Regions from separate parts of the Homo sapiens genome. Here regions 1, 2 and 4 are each linked to region 3. The links are chromatin loops, found by intact Hi-C in ENCODE. Cell type or tissue: A673. All regions are shown on one strand.

Evidence for each region. Peaks named below come from ENCODE experiments on the same cell type or tissue, not always from the same donor. Only the 100,000 strongest peaks of a DNase experiment are listed, where the experiment ranks them.
Region 1: it touches region 3 in a loop (3-fold over the local background); 5 of 110 quality-filtered maps call a loop at or near these places.
Region 2: a loop joins it to region 3, with 8 times the contacts of the local background. A loop is called at or near these places in 10 of 110 quality-filtered maps.
Region 4: it touches region 3 in a loop (18-fold over the local background); 5 of 110 quality-filtered maps call a loop at or near these places.

Annotation. Positions count from the first base shown.
Region 1 is chr14:40,414,517-40,422,516 of GRCh38, reverse strand. The region is part of intron 1 of LOC105370465 (a long non-coding RNA gene); the gene reads right to left. Among named protein-coding and RNA genes, the nearest start is that of LINC02315, 540 kb to the left of the region's middle. In A673, a CTCF peak has its summit at 4,545 (motif pointing left); a DNase peak (open chromatin) is centred at 4,526.
Region 2 is chr14:41,276,383-41,284,382 of GRCh38, reverse strand. No RefSeq gene overlaps it. Among named protein-coding and RNA genes, the nearest start is that of LRFN5-DT, 310 kb to the left of the region's middle. In A673, CTCF peaks have their summits at 3,215 and 3,419; a DNase peak (open chromatin) is centred at 3,402.
Region 3 is chr14:41,596,819-41,604,818 of GRCh38, reverse strand. No RefSeq gene overlaps it. Among named protein-coding and RNA genes, the nearest start is that of LRFN5, 6.1 kb to the left of the region's middle. RefSeq lists enhancers at 4,338-5,087, 5,088-5,837. In A673, a CTCF peak has its summit at 4,101; DNase peaks (open chromatin) are centred at 318 and 4,068; H3K4me3 peaks cover 3,299 bases; H3K27ac peaks cover 3,305 bases.
Region 4 is chr14:39,984,708-39,992,707 of GRCh38, reverse strand. No RefSeq gene overlaps it. Among named protein-coding and RNA genes, the nearest start is that of FBXO33, 560 kb to the right of the region's middle. In A673, a CTCF peak has its summit at 3,581 (motif pointing left); a DNase peak (open chromatin) is centred at 3,537.

The DNA of each region.
Region 1 (8,000 bases), 1.2 Mb after region 3:
CCATTGTGGAAGTCAGTGTGGAGATTCCTCAGGGATCTAGAACTAGAAATACCATTTGACCCAGCCATCCCATTACTGGGTATATACCCAAAGGACATGTACATTTAAATACCATTAGTCTTATCCTAAACAAAGACAAAACTACACTTGAGGAATTTTGGTTAAAATTCTGGGAGTCTTTCTCTCTTTATGTTTGCTTTCCATTATATTTTCATATGTGTCAGAGGATGTAGAATAATGAAATTGATTGTGTTCTAGAAGAAGCATATCAAACTTTATATTACTGGAGACACTTTCTTAAAGTTAAGTGGAACAGAAAGCAGGTGATAAGGCTGAAGATAGAAGGATATAGACACCATTCCCTGAATATTAACTTCAGCACGACATGAAAATTTCTGGTAGATACTTGCAAAGGGTTGGAATTTTCTCTGAAGCAATGAGACTCAATTGTATGCTATGGGGATTTTAATTCCATTTGTTATGTTTTATTTACTCATAGCATTAAGCCTTATTTTGATGTATTTTGTTATCCTCAGATTTGCCCATTTTTTATTAGCATACAGATAGATGGATAGATGTCCCATATGTAAATTTTCCCACAATCATTTAAAAATGCTTTCACATAATTATAAAAAATATATTTTCTTTTTGAATAAGAAGAGACATAATAAAGGCCAAAGACTGCAGATTTTTTTGAAACCTAAATTTTTTTATTTTCATTGTGAAACACCCAAATTATTGAAAGGACATGTTGAGATTTTTTTACAGCGTATGTGGGGTAATATATTTACTAAACATTCCTTTAACATTGCAGGTCAAACTCATTTATGTTCTTTCAACATCATTTATTCATAAGAAAACTCCCAGACAAAATGGAATTCAATAATTATCTAACAAAATCAAACAGCCCTCCCCTTGAAAGTAGTACCACGGTAAGAAAAATCCCCAAAGTTAAAAATTCATGTTGCAGCACTGCCATTTCTACATGGTCTTGATAATAATACAAAAGTATGACCAAAGAAGGGAGCAATAGAATCCCTGTCTAGTACAGTTTAAGAAAATAGATTATGATGGAAAGCAACAGGCTAAGAATAAAGACTAACACATGGGGCAAAAATGTTTTGTGGGTGGTGGACAGGAGCAGATGGAGAAGGACACATGTGGTTATGTATTTTCTGAAGTACCATAAGCTAAGTATCACAGTGAAGAACAGAAATTTAAGCTAAACCTGTTGCTTTATTTGAGTGGAACTCTCTAAGTAAAAGGATTTTTTAGTATTATTGAAGTGTTTAATTTAAATGGCCCGAGGCCCGACCAGTTATTGAGAAAAAAATTAGAAAAGCTGTTCCTTCTATTGAAGCTATTTGAACAGGAATTCCAAACAAAATACCCATGAAAACTAACAAATTTTGACTGTTGTAAAGTCCTTGCTCTACAAAGAGGTATCCTCTGAACTCACAGTGTTTCAATGTAGCCCCCTGTTTGCTACACTTGAGTTCAATCCTTTTTAAGTTTTAAGATTTGAATCTGTGATTATAATCATGGATAAGATGCAGACAAAAAAAGTGAGCCAAACTGAATGCTGATGGCCACCAGGAAACCCATTGTCTGCAGAATCACCACAATTAGTGGTGTTTGAGTACATAGGTGGGGCTATTTCTTGGGTGAGAGGCTTCCAGAGACGAATCCCGAGTATCTCTTGTGTGGTGATGCTACAAATCTCAGAGGAATGATGCTGCAAATCTCATATGAAGATGCATAGCACTTTTCTGTGAAAGAGCCATCAAAACATGTTTGTTGGGTGTCTGCAGTACTATTCTGGCTCCATGAAAGGACAGAGAAAAATTGGTACCCTAAGTCTGCACTTTCATCAGCAGTCCTTCTCACCTCTACTTTGACTGAGGAATCATTCTAGAAAACCTTGCCAACCCGCAAGTTTGCGAAAGCCTTCTGAATTACTGAAGAATAAAGACAGATTTTTAAATAGGGTTTAATGATAAATGTATTCTGGTCCCTGGATTCCCATCAATCATGTAAAACATAGATGGTAAATATCAATCAGAAAATACACTTCTAAATGTTATTTTACTGAAGTTATAATAAATAATATATATGTATTTTTAATCTCAACCTATGTGCTCTCATTGCTTTGGTCCATTTTATGCTGCCTATAAGAGAATACCAGACTGAGAAATTTATAAAGAATGGAGATTTGTGTTTTATAGTTTTGGAAGGTGAGACATCTAAGGTCAGTGGGCTCATATCTTGCAAGGGCCTGCTTGCTGCATCATCCCATGGCAGGTGATAGAATGCAGAAGGACAAGAGAGGGTGAGAGCAAGCAAGAGGTCAAACTCGAACTTGCGATATCAAACTCTTATTCTTCTTGAGGGTGTAGCCCTCATGACCTAAACACCTCCTCTTAGGCCCCGCCTTCCAACACTGTTGCATTGGAGATTTCCAACACTGTTGCATTGGAGATTACCAACACGTGTTTTCAACACATGCCTTCTGGGGAAACATTCAAACCATAGCATTTATTTATAATCAACCCACATTAAAAAGGTCCAAATCAAAATGATTCATCTCCATAAAAACAAAAGGACTAGAATACTCAAATTAGACACATTATTTTTAGCAACAATTCCCAAATGCAGTCCTATCTTTCTGAAACATTTTATTTTTCTCTCCTTTCAAACATATGTCTTCTTTTGTTTGTCAATAATACCTTTTTCTATCCCTCTATATTATTTAAATCCCTCAAATCTCTGCCCATATTCCCAAAGAGTTATAACTGTTGAGTGACAAATCACTTGCACCTTTGCAGACACAGGTTTGTGCGTCTGCATGGAGCCCCCCTCCTGCTGACTGAAAAAGACAGAATCATTAGATTCTATTTTTCTAAATTATGTTGCTGTGCCTCCTGTCAATGAATCTGTTATAAAATGTAGGTAGGTCCTGCTGCCATAGCATAATTAACTGGTAGACTTTAACAGTAGGACCCCTGACAATATCAATTTAAAATGCTTTTAAATAAGCAGATCTCATATGAAAGATGCATAGTACTTTTTGTAAAAGAGGCATCAAAACACTTTTGTTGTGTATTTGCAGTGCTATTCTGGCTCCATCAAAGGGGAGGGAAAAAAATGGCACAAACTCTAAGTGTCCTCTCTGACAAAGGGAATCATATAGTCACCTGGCTTAGAATGTTTTCTAGTTGTGTTGAAAAAGAAGAGAGAAAACAAAACCCAAAAGCTATCAGGATGCAATCTCAGAGGGAAAAATTTCTACCATTAAAATTCATGGAATTTGCACTAGGTAAAGCAGGTGTGCTACTAAAAATTTTAGAGAATGAAAAAGGTGCTGCATTTCTAGTGGTGTTTTTCAATGAATACCTACTAAATTTGACTATTAATTTTTTAAAAAATTGTAACATTAGAATTTTCACCTATATTTTCCATGGTTCTTTAAACACAAATAATTAGCTTTACAGAAGAATACATCCATTGCTTAGATCACATGTGTGAGTTGAATAGCTGAAACTAGCTATAAATAAGCTTTTATGTGGAATATACATTCCCAAAATTCATTTGCAAACTTTGTATTTGTTTGCTACTCCCAGGATTTGTACTGATGCATTTCAAATCTCTTATAGGTTGCACATACATATATTTTATGTTAACACCCTTTCCTGTATGTTAATACAATAACAGAAAAGTAGAAATAATTTGATATATACAATAGCATAGTGCCACCTTTACAGACGTATTAAGCAACACGTGATTGCTTTATACTGAAAATCAGTTTGTTCTATATTAAAGAAGCCACAGGCATATACACGTCGTAAAATAAGTTGATAGAGTTATTAGGGAAAATCTTTCAATATTTATTAATAAGTAAATGAGTTATACTACAACAGTAATAAAACTTATTTGAATCCAAGCTTTGCCATTTAATTAATGTCAGTGATTCCAACTTCACTCTAAGAAGTATATTAATGTCCCTAGAAATTGGTTCTTGCTTTTTAAAAACATCTCTAGTGCTCAGCATGAGACCAATGTCGTTCTGATTATTTAGTAAAACTTTTAGATTGATATGACCTATTCAAGCTAGGAAAATAAAACCAATATATCAGATAATGGTTTCAATTAGATTAGGAAAATAGAAGAACAGAACTACATCCTTTTTTCTGACAGAGAATTTAATGTAAGAAATTGGTTGAATTCTATTGTAGGACTAACAAGAGCAGGTCATACCTCTTGGGTCCAGAGAACAAAAGGAAGACGTTGGGATTATTAGAACCTAGAAGCTTATAGAAGGGACCTCTCAGAGCTCAGCCTCATATTTCTGAAAAAGAAGTGCCACATGTTGATATTAGTGTATCCCAGAGAGTGCATTGAAGCTGGTTGCGGAAATATAGAAAAACCAAACCTGAAAACTGGAACCAACTGCCTCTAATGAGACTGCTAAAACAATGGGAATAGAAAGGGGCAAGTCTGTTCTCACTCCACCTGCCTTTGGGCATCCCTCAAGTGCCCCCTAATGGCAGAGCCTAAGCATCACAGGCAGAATAAAGCACGAATAAGAATACGCAGTAGCTGAGTTATCAACACACTAAAATACACCCCAGTTTTGCTAAGGATACGTATTCATATTTATTGTCTATTCTACTCTCGAACATGTCCTAGTATGGATGAAAAATAATATGGGCACTCTCTAGACAAAGCTGTTTATCCAAATTTAATCAAATAAAGCCGCTGTAGTAAATAAATTTAGAAAATGGCCACTTTCAATTTCTTTAGTTCTGTTGGTACTTGCTGCTTCTCACATGAACAACTGCAGCCTAAGTTCCCTCTCTTTCAATCTGGGCTGATTTTAGTAATTTGTTTGATGACAAGAACATGGTAATAGTGACATTTTGAGACTTCTGGGATTAGGTCATAAAAAGCCTGGGTCTCTTGAAATGTTTGCCCTTGAGACACTCCCTCTCCGAACTCAGCCACCATGCTGTGAGATGCCCAAGCCACATAAAGAGACAATGTGTAGGTGCTGCAGCAGAGAGCCCACCTGAAGTCCCATAACAGTCAGCATCAAGTATTATGTAATAGACTTTTTGGATATCCAGCTAGGCGAAGCCTTCAAATGATAGCTCCGGCTGACATCCAGTTACTCCCATAAGATACCCGGTGGAGAACTGTTCAGGTAGGCTAGTTTAACCCTCATAAATAACAACAACAAATTGTAGTTTGGCCCATTGAGTTTTAGGGTGTTTACTTACCTAGCATACATAACTAGAATAGCCCACCTATATAGTTTTCCAAGGACACCCGCTATCTCTATCCTGATCCAACTAATTCTTGTTTTCCTCCTCAGAGTTTTCTGTAATTTTCACTTAGCTTTTCAACCAAGTAGATTCTAAGCATTTGAGAGGAAAGGATCACGTCCTAGTTTGCCTCTGTATCTGCCACTTGATAACCGATTATTAACTAGGTATAAGATGGTGTTATTATAAATGCTGCACAACCACTACCCTGGAAAACTGACATTCATGAATCTGCAGGTTGACCACAGTTCAGCTTATCAAGGCTGGGATTAACCACACAGCTCTGCATCAAGATGCAGTTTGTTTGGACTTGAATTCAAGCTGTGGGCTGAGTTTAAGTCTGCTCCACGTGTGTTTTTTCTGAGACAGAGACTAAAAGGTAACAGCCACTGATGTCATTCTCTTCTCATGGAGGATGACTGGAGCACAAGAGCCATGTGAATATATTACAAACACATTCAGAGCTTCTACTTAATCATACTTGCCAACATTCCACAGGCCAAAGAAAGTCACATCGTCTATCATATCAATGGGGTGAGGAGGTGCATTTTGCCTAAGTGGGAGCACAGGAAGTAAATATTTGCTGGACAATAATCTGAATAATTACAAGATCATCAAGAATGTCTCATCACTGATTGTAAAGTTGAGTTAACACCCTGTAACATTTGTATATAAACATAGTGATAGTTATTATGTGTTAAATACATATCTAGACTTGCAAATTATTTCCAAGACCCAGGGAAAAGTATAAATTTGTATTTCCAGAGTATACACAGAAACCAAATATTTACTGTAAAAATATTTATTTGTATGGCTATGATAATTAAACCATGTAAGAATTATTATTTTTCTTCAGTTAAAAATAATGCAAAAATAATAGATCATGGATTTTAGAATATAGTGAGAGAGTAGCTGGCATCCTAAATTTGTATTTTTATGTACTATTTATTGTTATGACTACTTATTTAACTGAATACTGGTCAAAACTTAAAGGTAAGTACTTTAAAGCACTAGAAGTACGCCTTGTAAAAAGTAACAGTGCTGGGAAAAAGGGTACTTTAAGAGTGCACCACTTTTCTTCTGATTTTGTAAGGACTGCATTCTTTTATAGCAAATCCACTGACTTCTTAATGCCTTCCAGATATACCTTTAAATGCACTGAGTTTAGATAGTATGGACATCCAAATTTGTCCCAAATGAACACTTAGAAACACAGGAAGCATCAACCATACCTGCGCAGAGTGAATATTATTAAATGGAATAAATCATCAACTACAAATGCTTTATATTTCCTGCTGTAAATCACTGATTAAAGTTAGAATGATGCATTATTTTAATTCAAAGTGAATAGTGGAGTTGTGACTGAGATTCATAGGATAACACGTGATAAATACCTACACTATCAAGGTAAGGAGATGTGCCCCAAAGTATGAAAACAAGTAACTATAGAAAAAAGTATAAATTTTATTTCTGTGCAGTTACATTTATGGATCTAAATATTTATAGACTGTTTTGTCAAAATATTGAATTTTTTTAGTAAAAGCATTATTGAGATACTAAAAGCCTTATTTCAGGCAATAAAAAGTATGTAGTCCTAGTCTCCATGCTTTTATGACTTTATTTATATTATGATCTAAAACAAGCAAAACCAATCTATTGTGAAAAAATTTTAATTGACGTAGTCTGCGTGTAAAGCATTAAGTAGGAAGGTGCATTTAGGAACTTTCAGGTGTGGTGCAAATGATCTATATTGTGAAAAAGTATGGATTTTGTGTCTGTGTATCAAACCCATTGAATTGTACACTTAAGGTTAGACATTTGGGATGTGTCCAGTAGGGTCTACAAGACTACAGCTACCATGAATATTTTTGAACACTTCTTGAATATGTACATCATATCTATTGATTATACCCTGAGAAGTGAAATTTCTGGGTGTATTAGTTCTATCAGTTTGCAATAACAGACTATCACAGACTGGGTGGCATAAACAACAGAAATTGATTTTCTTAGAAGTTCAAGATCAAGGTGCCAGCAGTCTTGGTATCTGTAGGGTCTTACTCCTTGGCTTGCATAAGGCAGTCTTCTTGCTGTGTTCTCACATGGCCTTTTCTCTGTGCATGCACATTCCTGATCCTTCTTCCTCTTCTTATAAAGACACCAGCCCAAATGCATTAGGGACCCACCTTTATTTAACCTTAACTTCATCTTAATTACCTCATTTAACCTTACTTACATATTTAGGCTCTGTCTCCAAATATAGTCACATTGAAGGGCTAGCACTTCAAGACATAAATATGGAAGGGACACAATTCTGTTTATAACACTGGGTCACAGTATATATATAAAGGAATATCTCTAAATTTCTAGAGGTGTTTTTTGGTTTGGAGCAGACATAGGTACCTACATGTCCACCACTGCTACAGTGGTGTTGCAATGACTGCATTTGCTATAACAATACGGTGTGCCCCATTGTCCAAACTCAAATACATATTACTGTTTCACAGTTTGTTTACCTTGGAATCTATCCATTTAGAAAACAAGACAGCATGGAGATGCTGCAATCAGCATTAATATAGCCAAATACAGGAGAAGTTCTGAATCTAGGCTCAACCTTGGCTGCACATCAGAATTCCCTGGAGAGCTTTTAAAATTCCTATGACCATTCTGAACTCCAAACAT
Region 2 (8,000 bases), 320 kb after region 3:
CTTTTTAGATGGTTTTGACCTCAAAATGAAAGGAACGTTCACTTTTTCTTTGTGCCAGAAACAGAAAGAATACTAAGCTGGATCTGCCATAGTTATTAATACTAAGAGATCTGTCCAGAATAGCAGGCAACACAGAAGAAAGCGGTGAGAAAAATAATAACAAAGAGGTTCGATCTGGGCAGTATTATGGAAAGATGGAATCAGTTGTACTTTAAACCATCTCTGGCCCTGGAGTTTTAGTTATAATAGTAAAAAATATTATTTTCTCTAAACTAGTTTTATCTGATACTCAACTCTTGCAACCCTAAATCCTGAAAATTACAAAATACACAAAGCCAAGGCTCAGAGAATAAAAAAAGACACTGAATCTTACACACTTGTATCTGCCGCAAAAGCCTCACATTGCTGCTTCCTCCAATCTAATCAAGACCTTTTATTGAAAGGCCTTCTAGTAATCAAATTTACAATTTTTAATACATCTGACTTTACCTTTTATTTTCTGAGACACTGCCAAAGTTTTGTGAGATAATGTTCATTCGGCTTGATCTTATCAGTAAGTTATGTTACTAATCATTCGGGAGCCAGATTTTTGACAAAAGCGTAGGGAGAAGAGTCACTCCAAATAATAATTCGAGAGAGAAAGAATTGGAAATTTATATATAAGGAAAAATTAAAGTAGTAAGGTGTGAACAACTTGGCAACATCACAACAAAGTTGAACATGTTAATGTTAAAGTTCCAGAAATATATTATTATACATAAATAAAAACTAATTGTGAAAAAAGAATACACATTAATTTAGCAGATGAAAAAGGGAGGGAAGTGGCCAGAGGAAAGGAAGATGGTACAAGAAAATCATCGCAGGATTTTTGAAAGTTCCAGATGTGAGAATGTAAAAAGTCATAAATACTCATCAAATCTTTTATAACTGTGCAGTGCCATTTATGTGATAAGTTTGTTAGGTTCTGGCTAAAGAATGTTAATCAGCATAAAGAAACTCCTTACTCTCATAAAGCACAGTGTTTATCAGGAAAGCATAAAATCTTGCAATACGTTACAAATGTTCAAGCAATCAAAATTTCACAATAACTCTAGCTTAGAATATAAGATAATGATGGAAAAAAGTAAGTTAGACAAAATTTAAATCCTGAAATGATTGGTAAGCTCTTTTTAGGTGGTTGTTCTATGGATCTGATATTCATAAAACAATTACTGGCAATAAATACAGTCAATAACTCAATCAGGAGCAGAAAATAAGCCTACTGACTCCCAGTTTTGTTTCCTTTCCATAACACCATTCACAAACATATTAGAATTAATAAGCATTATCCATTCTTACAAGCTCCAAAATATGCTGACAATAATTTAAGATCTCAACTATTTCATTTTCCTATTGATAATCACACAAAATATCTCGGCACTAAATTAACAAAAATGTGAATCCATTTCTAGTATTTTCTCTGTTTCTCTTCCTTTGCCCCCAGTGTGTGTATGTGTGTTTCTCTCTCATCTCTCAAGTATATATTTCTCCTTTACATGTCTCTATCTTTTAAACATTTATTCATCTAGCCTAGCTTTAAATTAATAATAATAATTCATATTTCATTAAGGAGTAATTTAAAATATGCATTTAAACTATCCATGAGGCTGTAGAACTAGTCATAGTAATTTAAAAATTGCATTTACTCTTCATTTGATGTTGATTGCCTGGTTATAAAGAGATCTCAGTAATTGTAGTTGATGAAACAATGACGTACAGTCAGGCAAAAGTCTAAAATAAAATTTAGGCAATTGAGCAAACCTACACCTTTAATAATGTCTTATTATAATATTAAACAAGAACATAATTTTGTCCCAATAAACAAAAAATCTCAGTGCCTTTCAGAAAAGTTATCATCATAGTTAAATTTGTGAAAAAACAGTCCAAACTTCATAGTTCATACTTTTGAATTAAAACATATTTTTAAGATTACCTTCCTAATATACTACCTACGAGCATACATTTACCTATTGCAAAATACTTGTATTACAGAGAAAGTTTCCTAAATTGTATTGGTTCATTTAAGTAGTTACATTATAGTTAATATAATATTAACATTAATATGAGTCAGGAGGCTTCTGTGGAAAAATAAACAAACCCTTTCTGCCTGTTTACACTCTCATTATCAGCCTCTTTGTAGATTTGTAGTAATCTACAGATAACTACATAATATAAAAAAGTCAAGGTTCTACCCTAGAAGACCTCCTCTTTTCATTTTGTAATCTCTCCCTAAGAGATATAATCTTACCAAAGTTTCAAATACTCCCAGCTGCTTAAACTATTTAAATCTCTAGTCTTATCCTTTCTACTAATATAATATACCTAGTCCTCTGGTGGAGTGTTACAAGACACCTCATACTTATAAATCTGCAAATAAAACTTAGGAATTCTCATCTAAACATACTCCTCATCTAAACAACAGCACCACTCATTTTTCTGTACTGCCAGAAACTTAGGGGTTATCAACAATATCTAAGTCCCCTGTACCTACTGTATCCAACCTGTTTGTAAATTTTGTTTTATTTCCTAAATATATGTCTAATCCAATGGGTTTCATTTCTACCATTATTCCCCTAGACCAAAGCTACCATCAACCCTCACCATGACAATCTCTTGTAGCACCCTTTGAAATGATAATGCTGAATTCTCTTGACTCCTCAAATTTGGCCTCTTTCTTCCAAATTTTGTCTTAAAAATGTGAATGGTATTTACTACTCTTAGAAAAAATAAAGCAAAATCTCTACAGAGTGCTTGCCTGGTCTCTTCAGTTTTTTGTTTTTTGTTTTTAAATTTACTGTAGCAGACTGTACATGTCTTCTATGATGGCCAAACCAGTATCTCCTATGCTATGTGATCTTCTTACAATTTGATGTACATTCTTCCCATCTGGAGACTGCCTGTTGGCACTCCATCCATAGGGGCATCTATGTTTCCTCCGATTGCATCTGGTCAGACCTCTGACCATAATGTTAGTATTTTTGGTCACTAAAGTTGATTATTCCATGATAGCCACCACCTCTGACACTGCTTGCCTCCTCCCTTAGCCAAAATAGTAAGCTAAAACTAATATTTCTTCCTGTGGGTGGATGGCAGAGATTACTGTCACCATGAATAAGCTAAAGGACGTAGAGATTGAGATTCGTCTTCTATGTCCTTAAAATTCATCAGCCAGGCCCATGAAGAAACTGGATGGGTTCTGCAGAATGACTCTCAGCATAAAGGTTAGTAATCTTCCTTTCTTATTTTGAATGGACTGAAGCTGGAAACAAATGGGATGTTCTGCATTGGGAAATCTCAGAAGTACCACTCAATGGACTCTCTAATGAATTTTCTTATGCGTCCCAGCTACAAAAAGGACTTTGCTGCCTCCTACAGTTTCCTTAGGATAATACAGACTCCAAGTTCTGGTATTCTATTACACACTTTATATACTATTACATAGTAGGGTGACTATAGCTAATAACAATGTATTGTATGTTTCAAGATGGCTAGAGAAGAGGATCTTGAAAGTTACCACCACAAGCAAATGATAAAGGTTTGTGGTGATGGACATGCTAACTACCCTAATTTGATCATTATACAATAATGTATACATGCATTGGAACATCACACTGTACCCCATAAACAAGTAAATTTTACATGTCAATTATAAAGAAAAGTTTTGCAAAGAAATAAAAAGTATGTATTAGGCTCCATAAAGTTGCTAGGTAAGAACCCACATCAATACGCTCAACTGCTTTTCTCATAATGTGTTTTCTGGGAGGGAAAATAGATCACGTATTTTCTTTTTTCCTAGTAATGATTTTTTATTTCTCTGCCACTCTGTTTCTACTTCTACTTTTCTCTCTCCCCCATTTTTCCTCACCTTCCTTCTTCTCTTTCTGTCTTCATCTATGCATGCCTCTCACTCCATACTATTTTGGCATAATAATAAAATTCCACTACTGCTTTGAAGAGCAATGTTTTATTGTTGAAAATTATTTGGGCTGCTTTGTCTATGTGGTAGTCATTCTTTTGTTTCCTTACTTCTCTATTAAACTTGCTTTCACTTTTTAAAAAGAACAAAATTAATTATTTGGGAAAAAATTTTTTTGACCTTTTTAAGCTAATTGTTAATTCATATTAAAATTTTAAAGTATTTGAGTTGTGTATTTCATTTTTTGTAATTTGCTGTTTGAAAATACTTTTGCTTTGTTTCCCATTTTCCACATATTGTGTTCTGCATATATATGTGTGTATACATGTGTTCATGGACACAAAATAACACACATCTGAATTTGTTAAAACATACAGAAGAATTAGGACATTCCATGCATATATTTCATGTGCTTTTTACCAAGAATCTTTTAAATGCCTATATATATATATAAAATGTCATCGTAATTTGAATGGGTCTTTGCTACTCAAAGCTTCAGGAATTATTGGACGTGTAAGTTAGTTTTAATTTATTAATATAATATATACTTATATAAACAGGTGATATCATACACGAATGTATCCATTCACATAGCTTTGTATATATTTTAAATTATCCATTTAGGATATGTCTATGGTAAATGGATTAGTATAAATTTTAACTATGGAACTACTAAGAAAATAAATGAAGATAATACAATCCTGGAAATACTTTTATTTGGTCAAGTTACTCATACACTGAGTGCCTTAACACTCAGATCTGGCTATACAATTAATTGCTATAATTACTATAATATGAACTGGCTATACAATTAATAACACATGAATAAGGCATCAAACTAGAATTCATACTGTAAAATAGAACCTATGAGGACAAAATATTTGAAGTAACAAGTAGAGGCAGGAGAGAGAGCAATTGACAATGTCATCCATATAAAGATAGAATATGTAATCTGTACAATAAAGTGTATATGGTTGTAATGCTATTGTGTTAGGGTTAAAATTTTGTTAAAAGTTTCTATTCATGGGGAAAAGATTCCCTATTTAATAAATGGTGTTGGAAAAACTGGCCAGCCATATGCAGAAAACTGAAACTGGACCACTTCCTTACATCTTATACAAAAATCAACTCGAGATGGATTAAAGACTTAAATGTAAGACCTAAAACCATAAAAATCCTAGAAGAAAACCTGAGCAATACCATTCAGGACATACGCATGGGCAAAGACTTCTAAAACACCAAAAGCAATGGCAACAAAAGCCAAAATGACAAATGGGACCTAATTAAACGAAAGAGCTACTGCACAGCAGAAGAAACTATCATCAGAGTGAACAGGAAAACTACAGAATGGGAGAAAATTTTTGCAATCGATCTATCTGACAAAGGGCTAATATCCAGAATCTACAAAGAACTTAAACACATTTACAAGAAAACCAACAAACAAACAACACCATCAAAAAATGGGCAAAGTATATGAATACACACTTCTCAAAAGAAGACATTTATGCAGCCAACAAACATATGAAAAAATGCTCATCATCACTGTTTGTTAGAGAAGTGCAAATCAAAACCACAATGAGACACCATCCGATGCCAGTTAGAATAGTGATCATTAAAAAGTCAGGAAACAACAGATGCTGGAGAGGACGTGAAGACATAGGAATGATTTTACACTGTTGGTAGGAGTGTAAACTAGTTCAACCATTGTGGAAGACAGTGTGGCGATTCCTCAAGGATCTAGAACTAGAAATACCATTTGATCCAGCAATCCCATTACTGGGTATATACCCAAAGGATTATAAATCATTCTACTATAAAGGCACATGCACATGTATGTTTATTGCGGCACTATTCACAATAGCAAAGACTTGGAACCAATCCAAACGTCCATTAATGATAGGCTGGATAAAGAAAATGTGGCACATATACATTATAGAATACTATGCAGCCATAAAAAAGGATGAGATCATATCTTTTGCAGGGACATGGATGAAGCATGGATCATTCTCAGCAAACTGTCACAAGAACAGAAAACCAAACACCACATGTTTTTACTCATAAGTGGGAGTTGAACAATGAGAATACATGGACACAGGGAGGGGAACATCACACACTGGGGCCTGTCAGCGGGTGGGGGACTAGGAGAGGGATAGCATTAGGAGAAATACCTAATGCAGGTGATGGGTTGATGTGTGCAGCAAACCACCATGGCACGTGTATATCTGTACAACAAAACTGCACATTCTGCCCATGTATCACATAACTTTAAAAAAAAATGCTTTATTCCAGAAAAGTACTATTCTAAAAAAGGAAGAAAGATAATCTAGGAAAAATATAAACTAACGCAAATTTGGTCATAATATGCCAGTAACAAATTCAATCCTTTGCAGCAGGCCTGCAGAAGTCAGTGATCTTTTACAATAAATAGCCACAAATTTATTTTCTATTCATGAGGCATCTATCAACTTGATTCAAAGTACTTACATGAAAAAAAAAAGTGAGGCAGATTCTACTTTTTGTCTTACACCCATGTGTGTCTTAATTTCTATTTTATGTCACTCTGAAATACTTCAGCAGAAATAAATTCGTACTAGCAGCAATTCATTCAGTAATCTCTGAATCTGTACTCTCTTCTGATTTGAAATATAAATGAAGATGGAACACACCCATATGAATAAAACCTGTTAATTCGTTTATGGATCAGCAATCCCCAAGTGTATATCACAAATCTGTATGATATTCCTGGGCCTGCTTTTACATTTAAAATTCAGAATTGGATAAAAGATGGGTATAATTACATGGAGCCAGATGGCTCTCTTGTGACTACACATTTACAGAAGCTTTTGCAAGTTGTTTATTCCAACCAAATTTGGAATAATTCAAACTCATATAGGTCTTTCTGATTATTTTTAACTGAAAAACATAGAAAGAAGTACTTTTTTATTTAAAATAAGGCATCCTTGAGCATAGAACATGTATATTTATAGTCATTACAAATAAATTGCTTTCTGGAAAAATTTGGGCACATAGTTTAGCATAGTGATTATTTCTATTTTTATTTTTTATGGTTAATAATAAAATGTATTGAATCTGAATTAGGCATGCATATTAGTGGCTTAGTGGTAAGATAGAAAATTCATCAAGTGATTTTTTTTCTTCTTTTTTTAACTTTCATTTTAAGTACATGTGCAGGATGTACAGGTTTGTTACACAATTAAACATGTATCATGTGGGTTTGTTGTACAGATTACTTCATCACCCAAGTATTAAGCCTAGTACACATTAGTTATTTTTCCTGATCATCTCCCTCAACAATCCAATAGGTCCCAGTGTGTGTTGTTGCCCTCTATATAGCCATGTGTTCTAAACATTTAACTCCCACTTATAAGTGAGAACATGCAGTATTTGGTTTTCTGTTTCTGCATTAGTTTGCTAAGGATAATGGTCTCCACCTCCATCCACGTCCTTGCAAAGTATATGACCTCATTCTTTCTTATGGCTGCATAGTATTTCATGTTGTATATGTGCCCCATTTTCTTTATCCAGTGTACCATTTACATTGGCCATTTACATTGATTCCATATCTTTGTTATTGTAAATACTGCTACAATGAACATATGCATGCATAAGTCTTTATAATACAAATATTTATATTCCTTTGGGTATATACCCAGTAACGGGATTGCTGGGTCAAATGGTATTTCTGTCTTTAGGTCTCTGAGGAATTGCCACACTGTCTTCCGCAATGGTTGAAGTAATTTACACTCCCACCAACAGTATATAAGCTTTACTTTTTCTCCACAACCTCACCAGCACGTCATTTTTTGACTTTTCAATAATACTCATTTGGACTGGTGTGAGATGATATTTGATATTTCACTGTAGTTTTGATTTGCATTTCTCTAATGATAAGTGATGTTGAGCTTTTTTTTTTTCATGATTGTCGGATGCATGCAAGTCTCCTTTTGAGAAGTGTCTGTTCATGTCCTTTGCTCACTTTTTAATGGGGTTGTTTGTTTTTATCTTGTCAATCTGTTTAAGTTCT
Region 3 (8,000 bases):
AACCCGAAGACCTTGCATCGCTGGGCTGAATAACTTGTTTTCTTTTTTATGGTGTCCAGACTGAGGTAGGGAGGGGACACACTGACCTAGCTGTAAGAAGTCAAGGGTTGGGACAAAACAAAGTTCAAATATATACTGGAATTTGTGTGTGTGTGTGTTTCAGAAACTGTGTGTGTGTGTGTGTGTGTGTGTGTGTGTGTGTGTTTTCAGCTTGAGAAAGATGAAATCACGTTTCCTTAATGCTGGGAGTAATAATGCTTAATGCTTAACTTTTCATTGTTCTTTCATGTTTCAAGCCCTACCAGGCCCAGGAAAACACTTCTTTCCGTTTCCTGTAGCCTTCCTGCGTATCATGCATTATATTTGAAAGTGCTTTCCTCTACTTTCCTCATTTTATCTCAATAATCTCTGCTAAAACCAGATAACTTTCACCCTCCCGGTTCAGCATTTGCTCTTTTCCCTCCTACACAAGCTGATTAGAATTTGCAAAGAGAGAGGAAGAAGAAAGGTTCTATTTTGTTTCATGATTGTTGCTAGAAAACGGCAAGACCTCGGGAGAGAGACCAGCATATTATTTCCCAGTGGATGTCAGAGCTAGCAAAGTTTTTTTTTTTTCTTTAAATTTTATTCCCTAGCAGGTCAAAAACTAGTATGTTTGCAAGAACAATTTCTAGTTTGCTCATAAAACTATTGTTATTAGCCACTCTAAGGTTGGCATACTTTTAAAAGTTCAAACAAGTTCCTTCTAGAATAGGGTTCTTTTAAACATTAACATTTAAAAAGAAGTAATTTTTTTCATAAATAATTTAGATTTAACTCTTTACCTCTATAGTATATCTGCCTTACTTCGTTAATGTGTCCCCTGATTTACTGCCTATGTCAAAGCACTTTTAAAATAATGTCAATTTTCTTGTTCTCCCAGTTCATTTTTCTGAGGACCAATGGTGATAAGTGTTGGTCTGCCTATCTTCCCAGAATAATCCAAGATTTGGGGAAAGAAAGAGTATTTTGCTAATTTCAGGTAATTAATGGAGATATGAATGTTTTTCAGTTAAAGTGATGAATATCAAAAGATTACCTGAGTTTCTGTTTATATTGTTATTTAATATTTGAGTTTCTCTTTAAGGTAGTAAAAAAGTTATGATCTAGTTTTTTTTAATGGCGTTAACAATTAGTTTGCACATCTTATGCATTTTATTTACATGGATTAAAGTATGTGGTAAGTTATCACTTTAATTCATAAATTTGTTTTATATGTAACTGAAGAAGCTTATTGTAAATTGGAAATACCTTACCTTCAAATTTCCTGGGTGAGAAATCACTATTGAGTTATTTCTACTTTGATTATTTTTACTAATATAATGTAATATAAGTTATCTGACAGTTCAAGACTGGAAATTGGTATGAAGAAACAAGGAAATACAAGTTTCTGAAATGAAGGGATATCATTCAAAACAAATCTGAGTTAAACAGAAGAAATGAAATCCAAACATTGACATTTTTTTAATCTACATAGTTTTGAAATATAAAACGAAATGTGCTTATATTAGGAGCATGTTTCCAATGTTGCAACTGACCTTGAACTCCTAGAACACAGTGTATTTTAGCAACTAGATCTCACCAAAATATATATTTCAACTGACTTCAATACAGAGTTGAAGACCCCAGCATATTTCTGGCATACATAGGTAAACAGATTTCTCATTGGAACAAAAAGAACCAAATGTATTTAGTATTTAATCTTCTTTTGAGTTACAGAAATATTTTTTCTTGTTTCTTGATTTTTTAAACTTGATTTATATAAAACACATTTCCTTTCCTTTCTTTCTGTATCTCTGTTGTAGATTTTAACCTTTATAGATCATAATAGTGAACTAAAAGATCAAGGTCTACTTGATGAAAACTGGAACTAGCCCTGGGAACCCAATAAATTACTGGACAGAAGTAGACATTTATTTTACTAAGAAAAATGGTTTTTGAACCTAATTTTTTGAAACACAAATACAATGTGTTTCAGAGATTATGTCCTCAGCAGAGACTTGAGAGAGCTCAGAGGAAAGGAATTACTTCAGAGATAAGCATTGCTGTAGAGAAAGGACATTTCTTAATACTGAAAGTTAGAAGTAAATTTTATCTTTCATCTCCATTCATATTTTTTTCTTGCTTATTTGCTGATACCTTGATGTTAACTCCCCATATTTGTCTGGTGCTCCCATTTAGTTATCCAAGGGCCCCAAAATGCATCATGCTCTCGAGGGCTATCTGACCCAAAGAAGAATTCTAAGCTATTACAATTTCTACTTCTCATCAAAACTCCATTGAGTCATAGTAGATAAATCTAATTGAGCTTTTAATAAAAAATAAATTATATCAGACTAATTTAAGCTAAAGTATGAATGACTAGCAGCCTACATCAGGAATATGAAGCCAACTTAATTTATAAAAAGTAGACTTTCTGGCAAATTGTGTTAATACATATGGGAAGCAGGGGCACCTCAATCATTCTTAGCCTTGAATACCAAATTGAATAAGCATGGTACTATATTTTATATTTTCCTTTTTTGTATCTTTGATAATGCTATTGAACAATTATTCACACCTAGCTTTAGCCTTTGAAAGAAATATTTTTTTAATTTATGTGTGTGTATAGATGGCATTTCAAAAAGATTTCCACTAGATAGTGAAACTGTTCTCTAAAATGAATCTAGTCGTAAAGCAATTATCTTAAAAATAAAACATCAGAGTAATTGTTGTTATGACTTGATTTAGGAGTTCAGGTAGGCGCACCAAATCATATTAGGTAGAAGTAATAAGCTGTTTGAATGTCTATGGAATTCATTTCTTCAACATACTTATGTTAAAAGCCTGATTAAGAACTATTGTCGTGCCGGACCCCTATTAACTCCAATAGGGATGATATCTGACATCGTGTCTGAGAGGCAGAAGGAGAGACCCTGAGCCAATGAATCAGACACAGCATTTATTGAGGAATTATATATAGTTCAGGCCAGGAGTGGTGGGCTGGACAGGAAAACTGCTACTGTTTATAAAAAGCATACAGGATATGTAGCATTTTCATTTAGGAATCTCTAGCTAGCAACCTCCGTTTTACCCAAAACAAACGTCCTCAGTCCCCTTTATGGCCTGAGTTCCAAGGTATGGGTGAGGGGTTCAGAAGTCCTCCATCCTTAAGGAGTGAATCTCCAGGTTGGCCACTCCTGAATTTCTTAGGTCAGAACTCCAAACAAACCTTCTTCTTACACCATAGGGACCTTCTCAGGGTATGCTTGAGTTATTGCTATCAAGTGCATCTGCTGTACAATTACATAACAAAGATTTGGCTTCTTAGCTTTAGTTTTACAGGTTTTATTTTTTTAACTTCTATTTTTTCTTTTATTATTTATTTATTAATTATTTTTTGAGATGGAGCTTTCACTCCGTCACCCAGGCTGGAGTGCAGTGGCACGATCTCGGCTCACTGCAACCTCCACCTCCCAGAGTCAAGCGATTCTCCTGCCTCAGCCTCCCGAGTAGCTGGGATTACAGGCGTCTACGACCACGCCCAGCTAACTTTTTATATTTTTAGTAGAGACTGGGTTTCACCATGTTGGCCAGGCTGATCTCGAATTCCTGAACTCAGGTGATCCACCCGCCTTGGTCTCCCAAAGTGCTGGGATTACAGGTGTGCGCCACCGCGCCCAGCTTTTAACTTTTATTTTACGTTCACGAGTATATGTGCAGGTTTGTTACACAGGTAAACTTGTGTCATGGGGGTTCATTGTACAGATTATTTCACAACCCAAGCATTAAGCCCAGTATCCATTAGTTATTTTTCCTGATCCTCTCCCTCCTCCCACCTTCCACCCTCCCAAAGGCTCCAGTGTATGTTGTTTCCCTCTGTGTCCATGTGTTCTTATCATTTAACTCCCACTTATAAGTGAGAACATGTGGTATTTGGTTTCCTGTTCCTGTATTGCTTTGCTATGGATAATGGCTTCCAGCGCCAAATTAGAAAACTGAATCTGTCTTCAAGTTTGAGGCAGATTCAGCTTCTTAATTATTCATCTTGAAACTCTGTCCTTGAATTTCAGGCAGGTGGCCACAAGTCGGCAGTAATGAGACACTCTCATGTGGTTGTAACCACATGGTTGGACTTTCTTACAAGCCCCCATAGATTTAGAAGGAAGAATTAATTTTAATTTATTTTATTAAAGATCCTTTTTATTAAAATAAATGATGTGTGATAAGTTTTATTTACATGAAATCAGATAATTTCTTTTGGAACAGTCATTTTTTAAAAAATTTCTAAAACATGATTAGGTAATTTGCCTTTTAATCTCTTCACTGGTTCTTTTTCTTTTCCCCTTTAAATCACAGCCGTTTAGAGAGAAGACTGAGTTACTGTTCTTTTTTAACTCATCTTTTGCTTCCATAGTATATTCCTGGTCCTGTAACTGAATGCAATCTTTTGGCTAGCTTGGTGTTAAAGTTCTTTTGGATTTGTATCTCAGCTCTTAGTGGCTGTGACTTCTGTAATGAAAGGGAATCCTTTCTGTGACTGGTTAGCATCAAACTTCTTTCTCCACACAGTGTCCTTTATTTCTCTGCTTGCAGTTTTGTTCATTCCATGTAAATTCTTTGAATGCCTTTGTCAGGCCTCTGAGCCCAAGCCAAGCCATCGCATCCCCTGTGACTTGCACGGATACGCCCAGATGGCCTAAAGTAACTGAAGAATCACAAAAAAGTGAATATGCCCTGCCCCACCTTAACTGATGACATTCCACCACAAAAGAAGTGTAAATGGCCTGTCCTTGCCTTAACTGATGATATTCCACCACAAAAGACGTGAAAATGGCCGGTCCTTGCCTTAAGTGATGACATTACCTTGTGAAAGTCCTTTTCCTGGCTCATCCTGGCTCAAAAAGCACCCCCACTGAGCACCTTGCGACCCCCCCACTCCTGCCTGCCAGAGAACAAACCCCTTTGACTGTAATTTTCCTTTACCTACCCAAATCTTATAAAACGGCCCCACCCCTATCTCCCTTCGCTGACTCTCTTTTCGGACTCAGCCCGCCTGCACCCAGGTGATTAAAAGCTTTTATTGCTCACACAAAGCCTGTTTGGTGGTCTCTTCACAGGGACGTGCATGAAAGCCTTGTCATAGCCAGTGCCCTGCACCAGGCACTAGAGAAAGAAGACTAACCATAATTTTCATGGCCTCTGTCCCCCACAATAGAGCTTACCATCTAGTAGAGGTTAATAGACCAACAAATTAGTTGTTAAATTATGATCTTGTTTTTATTTCACCAACTACAATTTGTTATAAAGCCCAAGTGTGTTCTTTTGTGAGACCTCTGGAACCACCTCCTATTAACTCCAATAATAGCTTCTCTGTTGCACTTAGTTTTTGGTTTATTTTTCCCACATTCATTCTAACTGCCTTGGGAGGTAGTTTGTGAAACATCTGTATGAAGTCTTTTACTGCAGTACCAGATACAGCCCAGGGTATTACTAAACAAAGTTTTGGAATAAAACAAACCTGGGTTTGAATCATGGTTCTGAGATTCACTGTGTTACTTGTGTAAATCATTTAACTCACCTGAATCCTCAGGTTATAATGCATATCAAATAGAAATTAGAATATTTATATTTAGGGTTGACAGGCTTTAATGACTGCCTGTATATAAACTACCCAGTAGAGGTAGGTACTCCATAGATAACATTTCTATTCCCTGTCAGTCTATCTCAAATCATGTAATGAATGATTAATTTCACATTAAAGTATAGTACAGATAACCCAGTTTCTCAAAATAAACTACTTTTTAATCAAGAAAATCTGCTCATAAAAGCTTCCTGAGATAAAATCCTTGAGAAGATGCCTAAAATATTCTACTGATGTTTTTATTTTCCCTCATATTAAATATATATATAATATATATTATCTATTATATATAATACATATACCAAATTATATATTAATTCAAACATGAAATTTAAGCAAAATTTTCATATCCAACTTATTCTCCTCAGACGCGATTTGTTCTCAAAATGCTTTTTAGAAGTTTTGTACCTTAAATTAGCTCCCCTTTAAAAGGGCTAGTTTTATAATAAAGTAATCAAAGAAGTTTCCATGGATTTTATACAACTGGTCTTTGGCTTTCAGACTAGTTTCTCTCTCTCTCTCTAAATATATATATATCTGTATACATCAAGCCCAAGTTTGTTCTTTTTTGAGACCTCTGGAACCACCTCCTATTTACATACACACACATAGAATCTTACTGAGGTACTTACACATTATTGAGGTATTTAAAACTCATTAGAGGGAAAAATGTTAACACTAATTGTTACAAATATTAAGAAATATGTTGAAAATAAAAGTAGGGTAATATGAAAATAAATATAGAAACATTAAATATAGATTTTAAATTATTTACCATCCATTTGTTAAAATAATCATGAACATTTATATTCGTAGAAAATGTGATTAGTTTAATAGTTTTTAAACTGCATTATATGGTTTTGCAGTATTTTTCCACTTTAAATTTGTCTATTGTCAACATTAAACTATTAATTTAATAAATTATTAATTTAAGCTATAACTATATTTAATTTCTGCTTGGATATGCAAAAACATAAATTATTGTTTTATTTTGTGTTTAGTTTGGCATGTTTTAACGTTTTGTAATATTGTAACTGAAATGCAATGGAGGGGTACCGCGAACAGGTAGGGCCGAGAGGCGAGACAAAGAGGACAAAAATCTCCTTTATTGAGCTCTCGGGCGAGGTTCACTGGCCCGCAGGGAGTGGGCCAGGGAAGTCGCGCTGTGCCAAAAGTGCAGCGCGCTTATATGGGTGAGTGACTTGCCTTAGTGACGTGCTTTAGTGGGCATGCGCGTTCACTGGGGCTGCGGGAAGAAGACAGGTGAACCCGGAAATGCTGAGTCAGGGTATCCGAGGTGGCTGTCGGGATGGCGGGAATAAATGGCGGGAACAGGCGAAAATGCCAAGTCAGGGTAGCCAAGATGGCCGCTGGGATGGCGGGAACCGGCGAATCCGGGAATGCTGAGTCAGGGTAGCCAAGATGGTTGCCGGTCGCCATCTTGGAGTCTTTACCGGAGTCCAATCAGTAACATTAGAACATTTTAAAACCAAAAAATATATTGTTGAAAAATTAACATGACACCGATTATGGGAACTTATTATATATTTTATAATAGTTTTATTATCAACAGAATTTAGGAAATAAAAAATTGCATGAGAAATCATTGTGAAAAATTATATGGCATTGTAGTAGTTTCTATATTGTTTTCAAACTTGTGCGTCCAACATTGATTACCGTTACCTTTTATAATTTTACAAATTTGAGGATTTGCTACATTTTCTGGTTGAATATTTTCAATACTATTTTTTAATACTAAATAATGTAGCCAAAAGTGTAAAAATATTAGCATTACATTTATTCATGCATTCATTTTCATAACAGTATGCTTTAGGATTAGGTACCTCCTGATATAGACTTCATTCACTAAGATATATTTTCACTCTCCAGTTTTCTTTCACATTAAAAAGTTCAACGTATCTAGAACGGAACAAAACGGAGAAAGCAAAGAATAAAGGTAAACTCTAAGTTAATAGTTATTCAGTAATACATAAACAATTCTCTGTATGTTATGTAGAAAAGCTTTTTTCAAAACTAAACACTCTATTTTCAAAAACATTGTCTTACATTCCACAGAGAAGTTTATTTTATACTTTTAATAAGATGAGGGTAAATGAATGATTTATTAAAAAGACAAGTAGTAATGTGAAAAACATGCACATACCCCCAGGCACATATGATGGATCTTTATAATACACTAAGGTTTTATTTTTCAATTTGGTAAATGGTGAGATGCAGTTTTAAATCAACTTTTTCTAAAATGTGAAAATGCTCATAATGTAAAAAATAAAAAATTTACTAATTTTGAAATAGACCCTTATGTGAGGCAGTGAACTAG
Region 4 (8,000 bases), 1.6 Mb after region 3:
ATAGGAGAAAATTTTTTCAATCTATCCATCTGACGAAGGTCTAATATGCAGAATCCATATGGAACTTAAACAAACTTACAAGAAAAAAACAAACAACCCCATTAAAAAGTAGGCAAAGGACATGGACAGACACTTCTCAAAAGACAACATACATGCAGCCAATAAACATATTTTATAAAGCTCAACATCACCGATCATTAGAGAAATGCAAATCGAAACTACAATGAGATACCATCTCATGCCAGTCAGAATGTCAATTATTAGAAAGTCAAGAAACAGATGCTGGTGAGAACGTAGAGAAAAAGGAATGCTTTTACACTGTTGGTGAGAATGTAAATTAGTTCAACTGTTGTGGAAGACAGTGTGGTAATTCCTCAAAGACCTGGAGACAGAAATACCATTTGACCGAGCAATCCTATTGCTGAGTATATATCCAAAGGAATATAAATCGTTCTTTTAAAAAGATGCATGCACATGTATGTTTATTGCAGTACTATTTACAATAGCAAAGTCATGGAATCAACCTAAATGCCCATCAATGATAGAATGGATAAAGAAAATGTGGTACATATACACCATGAAATACTATGCGGCCATAAAAAGGAATGAGATTATGTCCTTTGCAGGGACATGGATGGAGCTGGAAGCTGCTATCCTCAGCAAATAAATGCAGGAACAGACAACCAACACCACATGTTCTCACTTATAAGTGGGAGCTGATTGATGAGAACACATGGACACGTAGGGGGAAACAACACACACTGGCCACCTGTGGGGTGGCAGGGAGACTATAGGGAAGAATAAAATGGATGCTGGGCTTAATACCTGGGTGATGGGACAATCTGTGCAATAAATCACCATAGCACACGTTTACCTGTGTAACAAATCTGCACATCCTGCACATGTACCCCAGAATGTAAAATAAAAGTTGAAAGAAAATTACGTATTCACCACTGCTCGTTCTTATATTAAACAGCATAGTACAAATGCTCAAAAAGTTATCTAAACTAGTTATTGGGAGGTGGCTGAAGTCAGAGCACTGAAGTAGACTGGAATATGCTGGCAGTGAGTCTTCTTACATTAGACTCTCCTAGCTCATAGAATTTAAAAAAATATGCATTGTGTATTTTAAATAGAAAAATATATATGTCACATTTTACTCTTGATCATTTTTACTTTTAATTAATGTTTTAAAGAATTTTAACTTTTCTACACAATAAAAAGCATTTCAAAACTTAAGGAAAAAGAGAGACAAAGCTTAAGCAGGATATGCATAGCATAAGCTCTAAAAGACATAAAAATGAGCATCCATAACAGTCCCCTCACTGCAGGTACACTGTGCTGGGTTTGCAGGACGTATTTTAACTTAAAGGGCACTGAGTTAATCCCTTGTGCTCAGAGACCTTCAAGGGCTGGCAGGTGGAATTTCTCATGTACAAAAACACTGTAACACAAGAGTGTACTTCTACAATGAGAAGTATCAGCTTTCAGAGTCTACATTACCTCTGCTTCCTTCACCATGAATAATCATTAATGATCCATGGAACTCTCAGTAGGATTGCAGGTGTGCCTCTTTGTGCTAGTCAGAATGTCATATAATCAAAGAGCTGGAAAGGATCTTCAGGACTCGCTAATGCAGTGCTTCCTTCTGGAAAATGAGACCCAGGAAGAATAAGTACTTTTTTCCTAAAATGTTCTATACAAAAAAAAAAATCATCAATGTATTAAGATAGTTTGCCTCTTAATTCCATAGCCTATGCTTTTATTATTGTAAAAGATTAATAAACTCCACACAAATAAATATATAATTTTCTCAAAGACAAGTCAACTTTAACATAACAACACTAACTCCAAAACTAACATATATACTTGAAAACTAAGATTGTGGAAGTGAAGACCTACATTATTGACTCAAATTTAAGAAAAATCTCCTATCCTTATACCAATGAAAATCCACCCCCCACCACCAAATAATCATCTTCCTTATTCTGGATTCAAATTTTAGCTTACAGATAAGAAGCATTTGTCCACACAGTACCAAACTCCATTTAATGTACCAAATAAGAATGTCACAGATTGGCCAGCTTTGAAATCACCAATTAATGAAGTGCTGTGAGAAGAGAAAATTAACATTTTTCTCAACTTGTTTTTGCCAATAATCAAAGCTACAATTGGGATAGTTAGTAACTCCATATTACCCTTTCTAGCACAAAAACAGACACGAAGTATAACAAGTTAGCACTTGGTTCTAATAAAGCATGTTTTCACTGAACCACAAAGTGAAGGATGGAAGGCATATAAGCTTCGCAAAACAGAGACCTGGGATCTAGCACTTGCTAGATGTGAGATTCTATGTTAGGTAATCTCTAACATAACATTTCCCTATCTATAAAATGACAAGGATAATGTCTTAAATGAGATGGTGTTACCAAAGTTGTTGGCCCAAAGAAGGTACTTAATATAGGTAGATATATATTCTTCATATGTACTCCAAAGGGTAAGGCCACTTTATCTCAGTTTGAAAAGAAAAACTGCATTTGTTTTATACATTTTTATAAGCAGTTTTATTGAGATATAATCCATATACCATAAAATTCACCCTTTTAAAGTGTACACTTCCATGGGTTTTAGTATATTTACAGAATTATAAATCATTAATGAAATCTAACTTTAAAATATCTTCATTACCCTAAAAAGAAATTCTGCGCCCACTAATAGTTACTCTCATTCCCTTCTCCTACTTGCTAAGCCTAGGCATTCACTGATCTTCTTTCTGGATGTACAGAGTTGCCTTTTCTTAGCATTACAATATCAATGGAATTATACATGTTTTCTTACTGGCTTCTTTCACATCATGTTTTCAAGGTTTATCCAAGCTACAGAATGTCAGTATTTTATTTCTTCATATTGCTGAATAATATTCCACTGTATTGATATGTTACATTCTAGTTTTCATCAGTTGATGGATATTTGAGTTTATACTTTGAAGTATTATGAATAATGCTGCTATGAACATCAGTGTACAGGGTTTTATACTGGCATGTTTTTATTTTTCTTGGTGTTATATATAAGAGTAGAATTGCAGAATGCATGTACAGTAATTCAGTAGTTAATATTTGGCTATGCACCAATGAATGAAATTTCTGAATCTAATTATGATAACTCTGTTTACCCACTTGGAAGTACAGTCAAACTGTCATAGTTCATTCATTTGAAATTGTTTCTATAAACAAATATTTTCACTGTAGTGCCATTAATTTAAACACAGCAGCTACATAGGCTCTTTGAATCAGCCAGATCTAGATTACAATCCTGGGTCTGTCACTGATTTGCTTCGTGAATATTAAGTTTCTTAAATTCTTTCAGCCTCAGTTTACTTATTCTTAACACCTACCTACGAGAGCCACTGTGAGCATTAAATATAACCATACATATAAAAGAACCAGCAATGAATAGATTTCGATAAATATTTCCTTTCCCTCTTCCCTTCCTTTCTAAAATCTACATTTACTTAAAGAATGCCTGAGCTGTGGTGTTTGGTTTCTTAGTGTAACAATGCCATCTGCTGGAAATGCCAAAATGGTACTTAAGAGGAAATGGATCACACAGAAACATTAAAGGTGAAGTTCTACTATTCCTGAAATCAAAGCAACATTTTTCTCACTCTATTTATATTTAAAGGTGCCTCACTCTCTACATATATACATGACAATTTTCTTAAAATCATTCATGATTATATTAAGTCCTTCAGTATATCAAAGGGGTAAATTACTAGTAGAAACAACTTGCCATGAGTTAAAGTTGTTTTCTTAATAATAAATTTTCCTAAGAACTATAGTTTGCTTTCAAATGTTTGTTATAGATCTATGAATTTAGCTATGAACTTAGATTTTTTAATCATCTGGGAGCCTTGTTACTAACAAAAAAATTATTTAAAACTCTTAGATCACAATACTTTTATTTCACAAGAAGTGACCCAAAGGATGACAAGTCAACTATTTTTCCTAGAAGTAAAGAGAACATGTACTTTTATGGAGTAAAACTGTCTTTGAAAATTTTCTAATTGTGTAAAAATAGATGATTGATTAGATGGACTAAAACATAGCACATACTTATTATGGAATACTAGTCATTAAAGATCAAGTCCTCAAAAATGTGTAATAATATATAAAAATCATGATTTGTTATATATGTGGATTAAATAATTATATTATAAAACAATGTGTATACTTGATCAAAATTTTGTTCAGATAAGTAAATAGAAAAATTATAAATAGGTTGGTAGCCCCAAATGGTCACCAAAATGTTGATGATGGTTTTTATATATTAACTGTGAAATTAATGTATTTTTTTCTTTATGTATCTAGAACAGAATTCTTGAATTTCCTGCGATAACTGGCATTGTATCACAATAACTTTTTTCTTGCTTATTGGGACATATTCATATGAGTCCTAATCATTTTCCTTAATATCTTTACAAGCTATATTTGGTAAAATTTTAAGTTATTTCCCTTTAAAATATCCTTCCCAGTTCTTGCAGATTGCTTGGGTGAAAATTAATAATTCTTCGTATAGTCTTCTTTCATTAACAGTAACCCAAGATGTGACCTGACATATAACTAAAGAAAAAAATCCCTAAGTACTCAAAGTTACTGTGGAGGTTTTATCATCAAGAGATGCTGTCCTTCCAGGAGTTCTGTAGTGTTCAATGCTGCAACGACTCTTGATTTTTATGCACTTTAAAGACTGAGGAGAAGTCTAAACACAGTCGGAAAGACAAAGAAACTTTAAATGTGCTCAGCATAATGACATAAACATTTTCCCCTATTTGTCAAAGGGTAGTTCTGCAGGATTACAACCACAGTAAAGAAAATGTTTGTATTTGAAACATGGATTTTGGTTTTGCCATTTGTGTATGTGTAAGTAATCCACTGGACACCAAAAAAAGAACGGAGAAGGATATGGATACCTCACTAAATAGCATCCTCCAAGGGACTAGATTTAGAGGGCTAAAGCCCAGCCTCACAGTCTGTTGGGAGATGTCCATGTCCCATCATAGGAGCAAGGAACGCATCCTATGGCAAGACAGTCATGTGAGGGGGTGGGATTTGCTACAGGGGCATGGAGACCTCCATGCAGAGTTTTGAAAAACAAAGCAGAAGAGACGGTCCTGAAAGCAGAAGAATCTGAGGTACATCCACGAAATCTGAAATAAATTTAACCCTTTTATTCTCTTTCCATGGCTCACGAGTACCATGATATTTCAACATTTCATTAAATATTTATTTTCGTGTCTCCTACACAGTAATCTCTACTAGATCAACTCCCTCAGTAAAACCTGTAATAGCCATATAGACTTGGAAAACAGTCAATTAGAATTAGCAATGATAAAACAGAACTGAGGCTTTCCCACATTCATTTCTTTAAGACCCAAATGTGGTAACAGCAAAATGAGAGGAATGGAATTCTGAGAAGTATCCAGCACAAATCCATATTTTTTTGCCTAGGTCAGATCAAAGTACAGCAGGGAAAGGCAAAGCACAGAACTGACTTAGAATTGGACATGATAGAAACAAGGTTTTTTGCTGACTATCCTATTGAGAATCTTTGAAATGGGTAGAGCAGGAGGGAGGGATGCTGAAATCAGGATTACCTATACACATTTGGTGGCTAAGTGATCAGTTGAAATTCAGAAACATTGAATTTCTACACGTAGTGAAAAGCACTGTGTTTGTAAATGAGAGAAAATTCCTAACCAAGTTGAAAAATAGGTCAAATAGATCCTTTGATATAAATCACCCAGATTATATCAAAGTCACATAGTTGTTCCTGGAGAGACCGGAGGGGCCTAATTTTAACTTGGGCAACTATAATTTTTGGCTTAGTTTTATTATTATTTTATGGTAATTAATAATTCATGATGATCACACTTATTTAGGTGCTTTTCACAATTATCTCATTAAAACATAACAAAGAAATCAATTTTTGTTTCCACTTGACAGAAGGAAACAGAAATCAGAGAGATTAAGTAACAATTGCAAAGCTTGCAAATGACAGGAGTTCTAAAGCAGGTCTGCATGAATCCAGACTTCCAAAAAGAGATTAAACTTTTGTTATTTGTTTTTACTAAGAGATCATTGGAATACATTTTGGATATGAGAGGAAAATAGGTAAATTGAGTTTGAATTTTTTTAATGTATAATTGGGCAATGGGAAAGAAGGCATGAAATAAAATGTCCTTTCCTGTTTAATGTCTGATGTACATACTATGTTTACTTCCTGAGGAAATATATATGTGTAAATAGGCATCACAGAGAGTGCCAAAATGTAAACCAGCCTACAAATTTCTCAGGAGCCAATCAAAAACACTATTAGGTACTGTATATATGAGTACTTATTTATTTAGGTAGATACACATTAACAATTTAACTGCAAGCAGACATCAAACATAATGAATTGCTAAATAGATGTTATAAACAAAAAGTTAATCACAAGTCCAAAGGAAAGGACATTAACATATTCTGGGTCAGATAAGAAAACTCAGACCTGGAAGAAATTAAATGGAAAGGGCTTGAGGGAGCACGAAAGATGAGAATTTACAGATGAGAATATTATTACCTTGAGCGAAGAAACTAGGTAAAGAAAGCTGTACTAAAATGACAGGCCAGCTAGTAAACTGTCCTGGGGTCAGTCTACAAAAGACACTAAATTATAACACAATAAATCATCACTGTGATGCTAGAAACTCAGGTCATTCAATAACATATAGATTTGTCCTATTCCCGCTAAAGAAAAAAATATCTGGCTAGAGTGAAAATTGAAATAAACAAAAAGAATGTTTGTTGTTGCAGACTCCACCACCAATAGTATTGAGCAAATACTTTAAGAATATTGGTTTTATGGGGTACTATTTATTAACCAGCCCTGGGAAGCTTAGTAATCAGCCTATCTGAGGAAATTAAATGCCTCCATTCAGCCTATCCTAGGAGAGTGCATGAAAAGATACGTCTGGAATAGAGAAACTACTTAGAGTTTGGAACCAATTTGTACAGGTCCTTAAATAACAGTATCTTTAAACCAACATCCCTTACCTGTGCCTATTGCCCCAGATGAGAATGTCATTACCTTGAGTGAAGAAATTAGGATAAGTTCCTAGCATTTTCCAAAGCGTTGTCTACAGGTGTTTCAATTTCATCTTCTCATGTTAACTCCTCAGCCCAATCCATTCTGGCCTCCGACCCTTACACAACATGGAATTATTCCTCTTAAGGTCACACATGGCTTCCTTGTTGCCAAATTAATGGACCCGCCTTTCTGACCTCATTCTGTTTTAAGTGACATTTGACAGAATTAGCAGTTCCTTTCCTTGAGAAACACCACATCCTCAGCTTTGGGAAAGCCAGACGGTTTTTCCTCCTGCCACTTTGGCCACTGCTCTTCAATCTTCCTTACTAGCTCCTCTGCCCATCCCCAATATCTACATGGCAGAGTTCCTCAAGATCTTGCACAAATCTTATTCTCTCCCTCTACACACCCAATCTGCTGGTCTCACCTTTCCCATGGCTTACATATGGTCCATATGATACCATCTCCCTAATTTACATCTCTAGCTTAGACCTGTCCTTCAAGTTCTAGTCTTTGTAATCTAATATCTTATTTGGTATATTCACTTGGATGTCTCACAAGAGGCCAGACTTACAGATGAGAATATTATTACTTTGCAGATGAGAATATTATTAAAAGAAGTCTGATATTGACTTCTTGATTTTACTTCAAAATATGTTTCTCATCTACTTCTCTCTCAATGAATGGTAAGCTAAGAACCTGAGGAAAAAAAACCTTTACTCTTCCCTCTCCCTTACCTCCCAAATCAGTCTATCTGTAATTCCTGTTAATTCTATTTCAAAATCATATCTTGTTTATTGCTCCCCATCTCCATGGCCACCACTGTAGTCCAGAACAGCACTGTTTTTCTCACAGAATGTCTCCTAATCAGTTTC